Regions from separate parts of the Homo sapiens genome. Here region 2 is linked to region 1. A link is an interaction called in ENCODE POLR2A ChIA-PET data of the cell type or tissue named here. Cell type or tissue: A673. All regions are shown on one strand.

Evidence for each region. Peaks named below come from ENCODE experiments on the same cell type or tissue, not always from the same donor. Only the 100,000 strongest peaks of a DNase experiment are listed, where the experiment ranks them.
Region 2: POLR2A ChIA-PET joins it to region 1 with 18 read pairs; 14 of 35 experiments call an interaction of 5 or more read pairs at or near these places.

Annotation. Positions count from the first base shown.
Region 1 is chr7:73,597,359-73,605,358 of GRCh38, reverse strand. MLXIPL (MLX interacting protein like) reads left to right here. Exons shown (of 17, transcript NM_032951.3): 8 at 5,664-5,833; 9 at 7,646-8,000. Among named protein-coding and RNA genes, the nearest start is that of TBL2, 23 kb to the right of the region's middle. RefSeq lists silencers at 2,206-2,500, 3,226-3,520 and enhancers at 2,206-2,500, 1,993-2,529. In A673, no CTCF peak of the experiment used is centred here; DNase peaks (open chromatin) are centred at 3,048, 3,428 and 3,938.
Region 2 is chr7:73,703,125-73,711,124 of GRCh38, reverse strand. STX1A (syntaxin 1A) reads left to right here. Exons shown (of 10, transcript NM_004603.4): 2 at 2,003-2,080; 3 at 2,437-2,536; 4 at 5,901-5,975; 5 at 6,702-6,775; 6 at 6,869-6,977; 7 at 7,297-7,370. LOC105375350 (a long non-coding RNA gene) reads right to left here. Exons shown (of 2, transcript XR_927656.3): 1 at 7,600-8,000; 2 at 5,937-6,293. Among named protein-coding and RNA genes, the nearest start is that of MIR4284, 4.2 kb to the left of the region's middle. RefSeq lists an enhancer at 3,226-3,978 and silencers at 3,825-4,034, 7,154-7,283. In A673, no CTCF peak of the experiment used is centred here; DNase peaks (open chromatin) are centred at 3,644, 5,934, 6,534, 7,034 and 2 weaker places; H3K4me3 peaks cover 1,708 bases; H3K27ac peaks cover 6,997 bases.

The DNA.
Region 1 (8,000 bases):
CCAAACTCCTGAGCTCAAGCCATCCTCTTGCCTTGGCCTCCCAAAGTGCTGGGATTACAGGCATGAGCCACCATGCCTGGCAGGTCTGGGTGGTTTCTGAGGGTTCTTCCTGGTCTCCTTTTGTCCAGCTGGTGTGGCCTCCAATGGGGGCAGGGCCCAAGAGAGTACCTGGCCAGGGAACCAGGGGCTCCCAAGAAAGCAGTGAAGGCTGGGACTCTCTCAGGGGAGAGAAGAACTTTGAATTATTTGGGTCTATTTATTTTTCACACAATGCATTTTAAAACTATTTGCTAGGCTGGGCATGGTGGCTCACACCTGTAATCCCAGCACTTTTGGGAGGCCGAGTCAGGCAGATCACCTGACGTCAGGAGTTCGAGACCAACCTGACCAATATGGTGAAACCCCATCTCTACTAGAAGTACCAAAATTAGCTGGGCGTGGTGGCAGGCACCTGTGATCCCAGCTACTCAGGAGGCTGAGGTGGGAGAATTGCTTGAACCTGAGAGGCAGAGGTTGCAGTGAGCCGAGATCGCGCCACTGCACTCCAGCCTGGGTGACAGAGCAAGACTCTGTCTCAAAAAAATTAAAATAAAAAATAAAACTATTTACTAGAGAACATTTCAAACATGCACACACTAGTAGAGAAAGAGTAGCTCAGCAAAAACCTCCCAAGTCACCATCACTGATGTCACCGACTTATCAACTCTTGGCCAGTCTTTTATCCGAGAACATTCCTTCTCTTCTGTTATGTTTCTATTTTATTTTATTTTAATTTAATTTATTTTTGAGACAGGGTCTCATTCTGTTGCCCAGGCTGGAGTACAGTGGCACAATCACAGCTCACTGCAGCCTCAACCTCCCAGGCTCAAGTGATCCTCCCACCTCAGCCTCCCGAGTAGCTGGGACCACAGGCACGCACCATTATGCCTGGCTAATTTTTTTTATGTTTTGAAGAGACAGGGCCTCCCTGTATTGCCCAGGCTGGTCTAGAACTCCTGGGCTCAAGAGATCCTCCCACCTCAGCCTCCCAAAGTGCTGGGATTACAGGTGTGTGCCACCGTGCCCAGTGCGTTATTTTAAAGAAAATCCCAGGCATGCATCATATCTTGTAAAGCTTTTTTTTTTTTTTTTTTTTTTTTTTTTGAGACGGAGTCTCACTCTGTCACCCAGGTTGGAATGCAGTGAGTCCATCTCAGCTCACTGCAGCTTCCGCCTCCCAGGTTCAAGCGATTCTTGTGCCTCAGCCTCCTGAGTAGCTGGGATTACAGGCATGTGCCACCACACCCAGCTACTTTTTGTATTTTTAGTAGAGACGGGGTTTTGCCATGTTGGCCAGGCTGGTTTTGAACTCCTGACCTCAAGCGATCCTCCCACCTCGGACTCCCAAAGTGCTGGGATTACGGGTGTGAGCTACCGCGTCTGGCCTAAAGCAATTTTTGTAAGTCATGAGTGTCCCTGCCTCCCTCTCCTGACCACAGGGCCACCAAGTTACTGATTCCTCAGTGTCCTCCCAGAGATGCTCCTGTCAGTAGAAGCACATGTGGACAAATGTCTCTGTTTTCACAATTGACTTTCCAAGTGGCCTTCCTCACTTCGCTGTAGGTCTTGCAGGTTATTCCCGATAGCCACACATTTAGGGACCCCCGGAGCTATGTGCGGGCCAGGTAGATATCCAGGCTCAGCCCGTCTCATCGAAGCCCCTGGGGACAGAAAGAGGGTCCCTGGGATAAAGCTTAGTCTTAGTGACCTCCTAATTCCTTCCCCACGGGGTCCTGGGCCTGTCAATCAAGAGGTGGAGGCCTATGGGGCGGGAACTAGGGAATGAGGAACCACCCCCACCCCTGTTCCAGTCCCGGGAGGGGGTGGGGGCTGCCCAGGGGCAGAAGTGTGCATGGCAGTGCCCTGGGAGCAGGCCAGCCTGGGAGGGCAGCGGCCCTGTCTGGGCACACAGCGCCCGGCCACAGGTAGGAGCCCAGCCACCCCCACCTGGGGTCTGGGCAAGACCAGCAGGGACTGGGGCTAGGAGGCGATGTCTGGCAAGCCCGGGTGGCTGCTGGCGCATGGGGGAAAAAGTGTGGGCCACACAGAGGAGGTGGCTCGTGTGGCCCTCTCTTATCAAACATTCCGTGTACCCAGAGGGCAGAGCGCACTGGTACCACCAAGACGGCAGCTCTCGTTGCCCCCAAGAGCCTCCCACTGGGGAGGTCTGGCTGGAAACCCAGGGAGGGGACCAGAACTCTATGGAGGCAGGAGGCTTAGTGAGGGGTGCTCAGGGAGGCAGCCAGAGGCAGAGGAGCTCAGGGAGGGGATGACAGGTCAGGTCCGTGGAGGGGACAGAGGCTAGGGAGGGACTTGGGCCCTGGTGAGCAGCTCGGGCTGGGAAGCAACTTCTCTCAAGGCAGGGTGGGGACAGGCCTGGGCAACGATGGTAAGCGGGTGGCTGGTGACTCAGGGATGAGAGGGCCTTGCGGCCCCATGACCCCTGCCCGGGACCCAGGGAGTGGGCAGCAGCTGTGAGCAGGGAGGAGCCCTAGGCCCTCAGCGGCCTGGGGCCAGGCACAGCATGAGGCTGATTCTAGAGCCAGGGCCTCGGGGACCTAGTGACAGGAACTGTGGACCCTGGGAGATGGGGGAGCAGCAGTGACCACTCGCCATCTCCCACCTGGTCCCCCTTTTTTTGAGATGGAATCTTGCTCTGTTGCCCAGGCTGGAGTGCAGTGGCATCATCTTGGCTCACTGCAACCCCCACCTCCCGGGTTCAAGCAATTCTCCTGTCTCAGCCTCCAGAATAGCTGGGACTACAGGCGCCCGCCACCACGCCTGACTAATTTTTGTATTTTTTTTTTTTTTAGTAGAAACGGGGTTTCCCCTCATTGGCCAGGCTGGTCTCGAACTCCTGACCTCAGGTGATCCGTCCACCTCAGCCTCTCAAAGTGCTGGGATTACAGGCGTGAGCCACCGCGCCTGGCCTGGTCCCCCTTTTAAAGAAAGGCAGCAGGGGGGCCTGTAATCCCAGCTACTCAGGAGGCTGAGGCAAGGAGAATTGTTTGAACCTGGGAGGCTGCAGTGAGCCGAGATCGTGCCACTGTACCCCAGCCTGGGCTACAGAGCGAGACTCCATCTCAAAAAAAAAAAAAGAAAGAAAGAGAGAAAGAGAGAGAGAGAGATGAAAGAAAGAGAGAGAGGGAAAGAAAGGAAGGAAGGAAGGAAGGAAGGAAGGAAGGAAGGCAGGCAGGCAGGCAGGCAGGCAGGCAGGCAGGAAGGCAGGCAGGCAGGCAGGCAGGCAGGTGGACAGCAAGAAGACACCGTTTTGCCATGAGGTTAGACACGCGGACAGGCACAGAGCAGACGCACGTGCACCATGCTATCATGGCAGGACAGGTTCACATGGCCTCAGACGGAGCGACAGACACCCAGAGGGTAGGCAGAGGCTGCGTGCAGACCCCATGCTGAGACTCCAGGGTTCAGCGACTGCAACACACAGGCTCTGCACCCTCCTGCAAAGCAAAGCCACTGACGACACACAGGGCCGGGCGCGGTGACTCACTCCTGTCATCCCAGCACTTTAGGAGGCCAAAGCAGGAGGATCGCTTGAGCTCAGGAGTTTGAGACCAGCCCGGGCAACATGGCAAAACCCCATTTTTGCTAAAAAATACAAAAATTAGCTGAGTGTGGTGGTGCATGCCTGTAATCCCAGCTACTCGGGAAGCCGAGGCATGAGAATCGTTTGAACCCAGGAGGTGGAGGTTGCAGTGAGCCGAGATGGTGCCACCGCATTCCAACCTGGGTGACAGCAAGGCACGGTGGCTAACTTCCTCCCCTCGCCCTGCACCCCTTTCCCACCCTGGCATTCTCTCTGGGCACCTCCTTTCTGTACCAGCAGATCAGGGAAAGGGAGCCACCAGGGGATGGGAAGGGGGACTTCCTGAGCTAAGCCTGGTGCTGTGCAGGGGAGGGGACTGCTTCCTGGGGTTCCTGTTCACACCCACAGTCCCCTGCTGTCTCCCACGCAAGCTCATTATAATCCCAGCACTTTAGGAGGCTGAGGCAGGAGGATGGCTTGAGGCCAGAAGTTTGAGACCAGCCTGGGCAACATAGCACGATTCTATCTCTGGGGGATGGGGTTGGGGGTGAAGACACAAACACACACACACACACACACACACACACACACACACACACTTGACCCTGCAGTGGGTTCTGGGTTTGGGGTGACCTTATCTAACTGACTCCTGGTCTCCTTGGAGGTGGCTCCTGGGAGGCAGACTTGAGCAGCTCTCCTGGCAGGGGGGTGGGAGGGAAAAAACTGGGAGCTGGGGCCCACCCAGGTCTGTGGGGAGTTGTCACGGTGGGGTCGGAACTGCCCAGACTAAGAGGCCTCAGGAGCTGGCACGGATCACAGGCTGGTCAGGGTCAGAGAAAGGTGCCCGGAAGGGAGCGGGTGGGCGGGCGGCGCCCAGGCCCGGGATGTGGTCAGGCCGTGGCCAGCTGCTTCCCAAAACCAGAATAGCCCAGGACTTACACAACCCGCACCCCAAACAATCCGCTACTGCCTCCCCCAGCTCTCGCAGGCTTCCCAGACCCCTTGCCCCACCCCACTCAGAGCCCACCCTTAGGCCCCTCTCGCCCCCACCCCACTCAGAGCCCACCCTTAGGGCCCCTCTCGCCCCCACCCCTTTCGGAGCCCAGCCTTAGGCCCCTCTCGCCCCCACCCCACTCGGAGCCCACCCTTAGGCCCCCTCTCATCCCCACCCTACTTGGAGCCCACCCTTAGCCCCTCTTGCCCCCACCCCACTTGGAGCCCAGTCTTAGGTCCCCCTTCACCCCCCCCCCACTTGGAGCCCACCCGTATCCCCCTCTTGCCCACACCCCACTCAGAACCCACCCTTAGGCCCCTCTCGCCCCCACCCCACTCAGAGCCCACCCTTAGCCCCTCTTGCCCACACCCCACTTGGAGCCCAGCCTTAGGCACCCCCCTCACCCCCATCCCACTCAGAGCCCACCCATATCTCCCTCTTGCCCACACACCACTCAGAGCCCACCCTTAGGCCCCTCTCGCCCCCACCCCACTCGGAGCCCAGCCTTAGGCCCCTCTCGCCCCATTACACTCTTCACCCCACTCCTAGGCTCCACCTGTTGACCTTCCAACAAACCAAGCTTGTCCCGGACCCAGTGACCTCACGTTCCCCCTCATCTCCAACTCACCCTCTTGAACTTCTGCCACCCTGGGGCCCCTCCCATGCCAGGCCTCCTCCCCTAGCACCGTACCCCTTTTCCACCCTGGCACTCGCTCTGGGCACCCCCTTTCTGCACCTCCAGCAGATCAGGGAAGGGGAGCCACCAGGGGGTGGGGAGGGGGACTTCCTGAGCTAAGCCTGGGGCTGGGGAGGGGAGGGGGCTCCTTCCTGGGGTCCCTGTTCACATCCACAGTCCCCTGCTCTCTCCCACGCAAGCTCATTCCACCCAAGACGGTTGCTGCTTCCCCTAATCGAGACAGAAACCCTCCCAGTTTCACAATCTTCTGTGGAAGGGACCCCCACCCTCTGCCCGCCAGTCCCCATGTCCCCACCCGCCAAGGCTGGGGACAGGCCACTCTCCTCTCAGCTGTTTCCCAGCCATAGCCCTGGCCCTAACTGCTGTTGCCCTGTGTGTCTGAATTACAGATTTCTTTACCAACTCCCGCCTCCCACAGCCGCCCATGCCTTCAAACTTCCCAGAGCCCCCCAGCTTCAGCCCCGTGGTTGACTCCCTCTTCAGCAGTGGGACCCTGGGCCCAGAGGTGCCCCCGGCTTCCTCGGCCATGACCCACCTCTCTGGACACAGCCGTCTGCAGGTGAGCTCACCCCACCCCGTCCAGCCCTGTGTAGCTCACTTGAGAGCTGTTCCTGCCCTGTTCATGTCCAGGAGGTATCAGACACTCCCTGAGTGCCCAGTCTTCTGCTTGGAGATTGGAGGGAAAGAAAGACCCCATCTCTGCCCTCTGGGAGGGACCCCGTGAAGCAGAACTGGACAAAACGGTTGTGGGAGAAAGCTAAGGGCATGGAGACCATGGAATGGGCTCCACCAAGGGCCAGTTGCTTGTGGAAGGCTTCCTGGAGAAGGGGAGTTTCTGGGCCTTAGAGAATAGGTCAGCTTTGGACAGAAGGGACTGGCTGACCTCAAGCCAGATGGGAGAACAGCAGGAACAAAAGCTTCGAGGCAGAAAGCTGAGCGTGGATGTTTAGGAAACAGTGAATCTACCATTTTGGTTCATCAATTCCCCATATGCAATTCTTTTTTTTTTTTTTCTTTGAGACAGAGTCTCACTCTGTCGCCTAGGCTCGAGTGCAGTGGCATGATCTCGGCTCACTGTAACCTCCGCCTCCCGTGTTCAAGCGATTTCCGGCTTATTTTTGTATTTTTAGTAGAGACAGGGTTTCACCATGTTGCCCAGGCTGGTCTCAAACTCCTGACCTCAGTAGTCCGCCCGCCTCGGCCTCCCAAGGTGGTGGGATTACAGGTGTGAGCCACCACACCTGGCCCCCAGGTGCAGTTCAGAAGTTGCTTCCTGCTGCTTGGTTATAGGCCTTTTCCCTCCATCATCAGACTTTTCAGGTGCTAATTCTAATCGGTTGCTGAGGGGTGTCTCTCCTCCATCAGACAGTGAGCTCCTTACTGAAAGGGTTATGTTTTGCTCACCACTGCATTCTCTATACCTAATACAGCTCAGGCACATAACAGCACTCAGTGAATGGTTGTCCAATGAGTGAGTCAGTGACTGAATGAATGAGCAAGTGTGCAGATGAATGGGCGTGCTGGTGAATGGATAGATGCATCTTAGACTGCGGTGGAGGCACACGTGGGTTGGTGGATATATGGGTAGGTGAGTGGTTGGGTGGATGGGTGGGCTGGTGGATGGATACATAGATGAATAGTTTAATGGATTAGTGAATGGGTTCATTGGTGGTTAAGTGGCTGGAAATGTATAGATGGTGGATGGATGGAAGGATTATGGATGGGTTGGTGGATGAATGATGGAAGTATAGATGGTTGGATGGATTAGTTAATATGTTAATATCTGGTAGGCTGGTGGAGAGAGTGGTAGATGAGCTGGTTCATAGATTGATAAATAGGTAGGTGAATGGATGGAAGACGGATGGATGGAGAGATTGGTGGATGAAGTAGTAGATGGACAATTGATGAATGGATGGGTGGGTTGGTTAGTGGATGGATTGGTGAAGTTAGTGGATGGATGATGAAGGAATGGTAGGTTGGTTGGTGGATGGATCAGTGGACAAGTTAGTGGATGGATGGATGATGAATGGATGGGTGAGTTGGTTGGTGGATGGATTGGTGGACAAGTTAGTGGATGGATGGATGAATAAGTTATTTGGGAGACAAATGGACGGGCAGGAAGATTGATGCTCCGCTGTTCCTGCTTTTTGCATAAATGTACTCGACTCCCTCCTCTCATTGTAATTTCCCTGCTGCATGTATATGTTCGCACACCTGTGTGTGTTGGAAGGCAGGGCTCATTTCTCCTATCTCTCCCCAGGGCCCCAGTCTAGAGTTTGGCCAGGGCAAGGCAGGGCAGGGGAGGCCCAGATGGCTGCCAGGGGCAGCTCTCTCCCCTGCTCTCTGAGTGTCTGTCTGTCCCCCCAACCAGGCTCGGAACAGCTGCCCTGGCCCCTTGGACTCCAGCGCCTTCCTGAGTTCTGATTTCCTCCTTCCTGAAGACCCCAAGCCCCGGCTCCCACCCCCTCCTGTACCCCCACCTCTGCTGCATTACCCTCCCCCTGCCAAGGTGCCAGGCCTGGAGCCCTGCCCCCCACCTCCCTTCCCTCCCATGGCACCACCCACTGCTTTGCTGCAGGAAGAGCCTCTCTTCTCTCCCAGGTTTCCCTTCCCCACCGTCCCTCCTGCCCCAGGAGTGTCTCCGCTGCCTGCTCCTGCAGCCTTCCCACCCACCCCACAGTCTGTCCCCAGCCCAGCCCCCACCCCCTTCCCCATAGAGCTTCTAC
Region 2 (8,000 bases), 110 kb before region 1:
CCCAGCTGCTTGGGAGGCTGAAGTGAAAGGATGGCTTGAGCCCGGGAGGTTGAGGCTACAGGGAGTTATGATTGTGCCACTGCACTCCAGCCTGGGTGACAGAGCGAGACCCTGTCTCAATCAATCAATCAGTCCATCCATCAATCAAACAAACATACCTGCCCTGCTTCCCCACTTTTTCTCAGCCCTCCCTCCATGCAGCCAGGTGTCACTGTCCCCATTTCACAGAAGAGTAAATAGAGCCAGAGGGGTTAAGGCCCAGCCTGATGAGTCCCATCAGTTCTCTCAGCCCCTCAACCTCCACCTGCCTCCGTCCTGACGCGAGAGCACCGAGGTGGGGTCAGTGCTGAGCTAGTCAGTGGCCACTCCCGTGAGGCACTCAGAAATGAGGTGGGAACAAGATCAGATGTGGTGGTTCACGCCTGTAATCCCAGTACTTTGGGAGGCCGAGGCGGGTGGATCACCTGAGGTCAGGAGTTCGAGACCGGCCTGGCCAACATAGTGAAACCTGTCTCTACTAAAAATACAAAAATTAGCTGGGCATGGTGGCATGCACCTGTAATCCCAGCTACTCGGGAGGCTGAGGCAGGAGAATTGCTTGAACCCAGGAGGTGGAGGTTGCAGTGAGCCAAGATCACACCACTGCACTCCAGCCTAGGTGACAGTGCGAGACTCTCTCAAAAAATAAAAAAATAAAAATAAAAGAGGTGGGAACAAGCCCTGAGCCCCAGGCTGAGAGACCTCAGTCCCTGCCCCAGGGTGGCCACCCCGGATATCCTTGCCTTGGCTGCAGAGAGAGACCTGGCCTTGCCAGCAGCGTGGGCTGACCCTGGCCAACTGGCGGTATGAGGCAGACAGTAATAATTGTGCGCAGCATGCTGGGAAGTCAGAAGTATGATTACCCCTGCCCCACGATGGGGGTGGCTTTTGTACAGCTGGTCCTGGGACAGTGGAGTGGGGCTTGTAACTGTGGCTGAGGCCTAAGGCAGGACCCAAGCCAAGTGGCAACATGACTGTCCCCTTGTGCCTGCTGGGCCCAGGTCTGGGGACTGGAAGGAGGCAGACCGAGGTCCAATGGCAAGACCGACAGGGAGGCCAAGTGCAGTGGCTCACACCTACAATCCCAGTGCTTTGGAAGGCTGAGGCAGGAGGATCGCTTGAGGCCAGGAGTTCAAGACCAGCCTGGGTAACACAGTGAGACCCCCGTCTCTACAAAAATAAAAATTAAATTTAAAAACTGTTTTAAAAAAAGACTCACAGGAGATTCCTAAGAGATCTGATCCGTGCCACCTCGGGACTGGGGTTTAGTGGTGCCCAGGGCTGGGACACAGTAGGCAGGTCTCCCCTTATAGGGCCCACTCTGGAAAGGGAGCTTGGGACCTCTGGGCTCCACCTGAATTAAAACCACTGGAGCCAGGCATGGTTGTGGAAACCTATAATTCCAGCTACTCGGGATGCTGAGTTGGGAGGATCGCTTGAGCCCAGGTGTTTAAGGCTGCAGTGAGCTGTGATTGCACCCCTGCACTCCAGCCTGGGTGACACAGCAAGACCTCAACTCTACAGATGTGTGTATGTGTTTGTGTGTGTGTGTGTAAACCACAGGGCCAGGAGAGTAGAGAATGCACTTTCCAGGCAGCTGTCCTAGGGGCCTAGGGGACCCAGAGGGCCCAGACAGAGCGGCCGGCCCCAGGCTCGCTTGCCTCCCCAGCCACAGGGAGGGGGCAGGCAGATAGGTGAGGGAGGAAGTCCCTGGCCCAGAGGCTGAGACTTGGCCTTGACACCAGTGTATCAGGCAAGGTTCCTCTCTCTGTGCCGGGCCCCCAGTGGTCCTCCAGATCTTACTGTGGCTGGGAGCGGAACAGCCAGGCCTGTTCTTGTCCCTGCCCAGAGGCCCCCAGGGAGAGGGGGAGGGGCAGGGCCCTGGCGCTGTACCCTGGGCACCTGCGTGTGTACAGGTGGGTCCTGTACATACGTCCACTTATGTGTGCACAACCCCGCACAGGCCAAGGACAGCGATGATGATGATGATGTCGCTGTCACCGTGGACCGAGACCGCTTCATGGATGAGTTCTTTGAGCAGGTGGGAGCCAGCACACCCCACCCTTCCCGCACACTGGCAGAACTTGGGGGGCCACTCTCGCCTCTGAGCCAGGTTCAGTGCTCTTTCACACCTGCACCTGGCTCAGCAGCTCCGGGGTGCCAACGAATGAACCGTTTTGAGGGTGAATAGATGGAAGCTCAGAGCGGAGCTAAATCTGGGATCACACTCCTCCCCATCTGGGTCTGGAAGGATGCACCCCCACTGCACCCCAGCACCCGGAGCCTGGCCCGTCCTCCCCCTGAGCCCTGACCGCAGCCCTACTCTGGGCCATCTCTGGGCCCCAGAAGGCTTCTCCCCTGATTTCCTTCTCCTGACCACCTGGCCTTGGTCCGCAGGTGGAGGAGATTCGAGGCTTCATTGACAAGATCGCAGAGAACGTGGAGGAGGTGAAGCGGAAGCACAGTGCCATCCTGGCATCCCCCAACCCCGATGAGAGTGAGTGTGTGGGGCGGGGGACGGGTTTCAGGCCCCACAAGCCTCGGGAAGGGGCTGCTGCCAGGGAGGCCTCACGGGACCTCTGCAGCCTTCATGGCTGGTGGGCTTAGGAGTGTCTGGGCGGGCCAGGGTCGGGAGGGTTTCACGAGAAGCCTTGGGAAATGCAGCTGTCCCCGGCTTGGAACTGGGGGGTCAGTACCCAGCATCCCAGGCCGGCCAGACCAGGTCTCCATGAAAGACTTGGGTGATGGGAGAGGCGATCGGCCCCGCCCTTCCCAGGTGAACTGGCCTTTTTTTTCTTTTTTTCTTTTTTTTTTTTTTTTTTTGAGATGGAGTCTTGCTCTGTCGCCAGGCTGGAGTGCAGTGGCACAATCTCAGCTCACTGCCACCTCTGCCTTCCGGGTTCAAGCGATTCCCCTGCCTCAGCCTCCCAAGTAGCTGGGATTACAGGCACGCGCCACCATGCCCGGCTAATTTTTTGTATTTTAGTAGAGACGGGGTTTCACCATGTTGGCCAAGACAGTCTTGATCTCCTGACCTCGTGATCCACCTGCTTCAGCCTCCCAAAGTGCTGGGATTACAGGCATGAGCCACCGCGCCCAGCCGAACTGGCTTTTTTCCTTTTTTCTTTTCTTTTTTCTTTTTTTTTTTTTCAAGACGGAGTCTTGCTCTGTCACCCAGGCTGCAGTGCAGTGGTGCCATCTCGGCTCACTGCAACCTCCGCCTCCCAGGTTCAAGCAATTCTCCTACGTCAGCCTCCCAAGTAGCTGGGATTACAGGCATGCGCCACCACGCCCGGCTAATTTTTGGTATTTTTAGTAAAGATGGGGTTTCTCCATATTGGTCAGGCTGGTCTCGAACTCCCGACCTCAGGTGATCCGCCCGCCTCGGCCTCCCAAAGTGCTGGGATTACAGGCATGAGCCCCCACGCCCAGCCCCAAGAAGGTATTTTTTTTCATTTCGAACTGGCTTTTTTCTAAGGCAACTGGGCTGGCTGCAGCCCTGGGCTTCTGGGAGCGAGGGAAGGAAGGAGGGAAGGAGGAAGCTGTCTGTGATCAATAGGAAGGCCTCTCGGTCCAGCCCCGCCCCTCCCCTCGCCTCCCAGGGGAGCAGATGGCAGCTCTAAGTCGTCAGCGCTGTGGGAGGGCAAGCTGGCCAAGCAGGCAGAGCTTCCGGAAGGAGCTGGCAGCCCTGGCACCTGGCCATGTGGCACCCCGGGGCGGGCATTCTCAGGGCTCCAGGAAGTCACCCCTCTCCCTCCACACTGGGAGCCTGTGTGTCAGGCTCGCACTCTGTCCCCAGACAGGTCCCCCTGACCCGGTCCTCATGTTCCTGTTGAGATGTTGTTTACTACACTGAGAGATGCCAGGCTGATGGCATAGGTGCCCTTCCCTGGAGGGGGGCTCACCATGAGCCCCAGGGATGCAGCCATCAGGTGTTTGAGGGAGGCAAGCGCTGGCCACCCAGGTGCCCGGGGTCAGATTTTCTTCTCACCTCCAGCACGGCCTCCTGGTCTATGACCCCTCACCCCCAAGCCCACTGGCATCTTCAAGAACCCAGAGTAAATCTTTTCACAGCCCCAAAGTGTGCATGAACCCAGGTCAGTGCCACACCAACTAAGCCAGTGCCCCGCCCTCAGAAGGCAAAATGGGTCAGGTGGGAGCAGGGTGGACTGCCTCAGGAAGGGCAGGAGGGAGAGAGGGACGCCCAGGGCTCACCACGCTGAGCTCCTTGCCTGAGAGATTTGTTGGATGGCAGCATGAGACGGATGTCTGTGCGCCCAGAGGTATCTGGGTCACTGTGTGTCCCTCTGTGGGCTGTTCCTGCTCAGGGTCAGGAGGTGGCTGATTGTGGGGTGGGGACGGAGGGCTCTAAAGAGCAGGGGAGTGGGTCTCTCACTGCTGGCAGGTGGGGCGGGCATGGGGCAGCAGAGCTGTCTGCTCCACACCTTGGGCTCCTGCAGGCCACCTCCTGCACCGTCTCCTGCTGCGGTGTCATGCACAGTCATAGGGACCGGTTCTGAGTCACCACCCGTGAGCTGAGCAGTTGAGACCTGGCGGAGTCCCAGGCTCTCGCTAAGAGGAGGGGGCTCATGTTGGGGGTTCTAGGGCACAGGCGGCACAGAGTTAAGGAGAAGTCTCAAGGAAAGATGGCAATGAGTGGGGGGCTCTCCCGGGCAAGGCAGGCTCTGCCTCCTCTGGGGGCTGCCATCCGGCCTGGGCTATTTTGGGTCTGAGCAAAAGAGGCTGAGACGTCAGAGCAGCTGGTAACCGACTTTTCCTTTGTTCCTACGGATGAGGCGCCCTCCTCCGCGCCTCGGAACCCCCCCTTCCCCGCTCCACCTCACTGCATTCCACTTGGGAGGTGACCCCATCCGGGGCCTTCCTGATAGACCACTCTCAACACCCCTCCCTGTCCCCTCTAGGACAAACCCCAGCCCCAGGGGCAAGCAGAGGGGCAGGTGGGAAGGTGATAGCCAGAGCTCAGTCCCGGCTTCTCTCGGGGCAGAGTCCTGGGGGTGTCCTGAGACTGGGGTGTTGCCAGGAGCACCCCCAAGGGAGGCAGCTGTCTTGTCCCACTTTTCCATCCAGCTTCTCTCAGGCAGGGGGGCAAGCTGGGCACCCCCATGGCCTCTGCCAGCTTTAGGGAGATGGTTCTAGTTGGAACAAGGGCCACAAAACACTATGTCACCACCCTCGTCCAATTTCACCAGGGCCCCAGCTACCTGCCACGGCCAGGGCCAACTGTGCCCACCTCTTTGGACCTGAGGGCCCACATCAGCGCCCACCCAGGCCATCCACCCCTTGCCCTCTTCCGCCCGCCAGGTACTTAGCACCCAGGGAGGCGTAGCTTTGTGGGAACAGCAAGGTCTGCCCCACCCAGAGTGTTTGCGCATATGACTCAGGGAGTGTGGGGTGGTCCCCTGTCAACCCCCTGCCTGGCTGCGTACCCTCCTGAGCCACCAGGTAACACCAGGTGAGCCCACACCGCCCCCCCACCCCTTCAACTCCAGCAAGCATCAAGTCACTGTTCCCGGCGCCAACTCCAGCATCGCCAGCTGCTCCACAATTACTTCTGCCTTAAATTTAGACCCATCTGTTATCTCCAGGGGGTGGGGGCGCCAGCAAAGGAGGAAGGGAGGCTCCTCCGAAGACAGCACAAGAGGGGGTGAAGCTGCAGCTGGTGCAGCCCTGGCCCAGAATTGGGGGAGGGGGGCGGGCAGGCAGAGCCTTAGCCAGGGGAACAGGGGAGAACAGGGATCTTCCCAGAGCCTCCCACTGGGCCCCCTGGGCTGGAGGCTGAGCCTGCACATCAGTCCCCGCGGAGCCTAGGAGGCCTACCCCCACCCTTTCTACCTCCCCAGAGACGAAGGAGGAGCTGGAAGAACTCATGTCCGACATAAAGAAGACAGCAAACAAAGTTCGTTCCAAGTTAAAGAGTGAGTCAGGCTTGTCTGGGGGTGGGTGGGGGGCATTCTAGGCCTGCTTCCTCTGCGGAGCCCATGGGGTTTTGCTCGCCCTGAGGGGGTGCGCCGGATCTTGCTTTCCTTTCTGAGGGTGGCGTCATGTGCCCATTCACTCAGCAGCTACTTGGCAAGGCCCGTTGGTGCCAGACTCTGGGCTGGGCCCAGGGACACACCCACCTAAGGCTTTGGCGAGGGAGGGCTCCACTCTGGATGGGCACTGCCCCTCACCTCTGCTAAAGAGGGTTGAAGAAGTGGCCAGTACTTCCTGGTCTCTTGCAGAAGCCCGGTATTCTGGGTGAACAGACACGTGCACCCCATGAGTGCCAAGGCCTCGGGGCCACATGCCCTGCAGGAGGGGCCACCTGGCTCTCCCCGCTGTGGGCATGGTCCCTCGTACACAGCCTTTCTGAGCAGAAAAGGAGTGGTACCCAGGCATAGGGTGGCCGGAGCTACCAGACCTCACACACACGCAGAGCTTGGAGTGGGTGTGCATTTACACACATGCACACACCACACAGCGTCACAGCTGGAAGGGCTTCTGTAGGCCCCTCCTCCATCGGTGCCTGGCACTGATCCCACCAGCCACAGGCCACACACATACCCTAGGGGATGTGGGAAGGTGGATAGATGCTGGGTGTGCGGGTAGGGGACGGGGTTGAAGGGGCCTGGTTATGACTTAGCAGCCACCTGTGCCCCCAGGCATCGAGCAGTCCATCGAGCAAGAGGAAGGCCTGAACCGCTCCTCCGCTGACCTGAGGATCCGGAAGACACAGGTGCGGCCACGGAGTCTAGGATGGGCGGGCACCTGAGTCTCTGGGTCGGTCCCCGCAGGGCCTGACCCCTGCACCTCCATCTCGGGCCCCCAGCACTCCACGCTGTCCAGAAAGTTTGTGGAGGTCATGTCGGAGTACAACGCCACGCAGTCCGACTACCGCGAGCGCTGCAAAGGCCGCATCCAGAGGCAGCTGGAGATCAGTGAGCTGGGGGTGGGGCCTGGGGCGGGGCCTGGAGCCTGGAGGGGCGGGGCCCGAGTCTGCTGCTGAGTGCGTGGCTCAAGGCTGCTGCTTAGTTAGGGGCCCGAGGCGGGTGGCCCGAGGCAGCTGCTGAGTTTGGGGCTGGAGGGGCGGGGGCCTGAGGCGGCTGCTGTGTTAAGGGCCGGGGGGGCGGGGCCTGAGGCTGCCGCTGAGCTCGGGGCTGGGGGGAGCCCGGGCCTGGGACGGAGGGGGCGGGGCCCAATGCTGCTGCTGAACTCCCCGAAGAGGGCTGGGCTCAGTGTGACCCCACTCGCTTGCAGCCGGCAGGACCACGACCAGTGAGGAGCTGGAGGACATGCTGGAGAGTGGGAACCCCGCCATCTTTGCCTCTGGGGTGAGTGTAGGCCCCATCCCTCCTGCCATGACCCCCTCACCATGTTCCCTACGTCCATGACCCCTAGTGCTGGGTCTGGACAGTATTTGGACACAGACCCCTTGTAAGGCAGGTTTTAGGGAAGGAAGAGTCCCAGAGAGGGGAAAACACCAGGCTGAGGTCACATAAATGTCAGCGGCAAAGGTGGACTCAAGACCCCTGTCTCCTGATGCCTCCCAGTTGGACTCACTTTCGCCGGCGGCCAGCGGCTCCTCCTCTTATCCGTGGGCCCTTTTCCTCTCCTGGAGGACATTTGGCCATTTCTGTGTTCACGTGAAGCCGGGCAGGGGTGCTCCCTGAAGGATGTGGCACACAGGTGTTCGAGGCAGGCTTGGGGCTGTGAGTTCCAGGAGAGAGGGGAGGAGCAGTCACATTCAATGTGGGGGAAGGGACGGGAGAAAGGCAGTTCCAGGCTTGGGTCCACGGGGCAGTCAACTTCGGCTCTGCAAAATGCTGGTGATAAGGACTGTCACTGAGCACTCGCTCTGTGGCCAGCACAGGTGGAAAGTGTCACTAGCCCCACGTTACAGGTAGGAGATTGGCTTGCAGAGAAATTAGGTAACAGCTAGCATGTGGCAGAGCCAGGTAGCA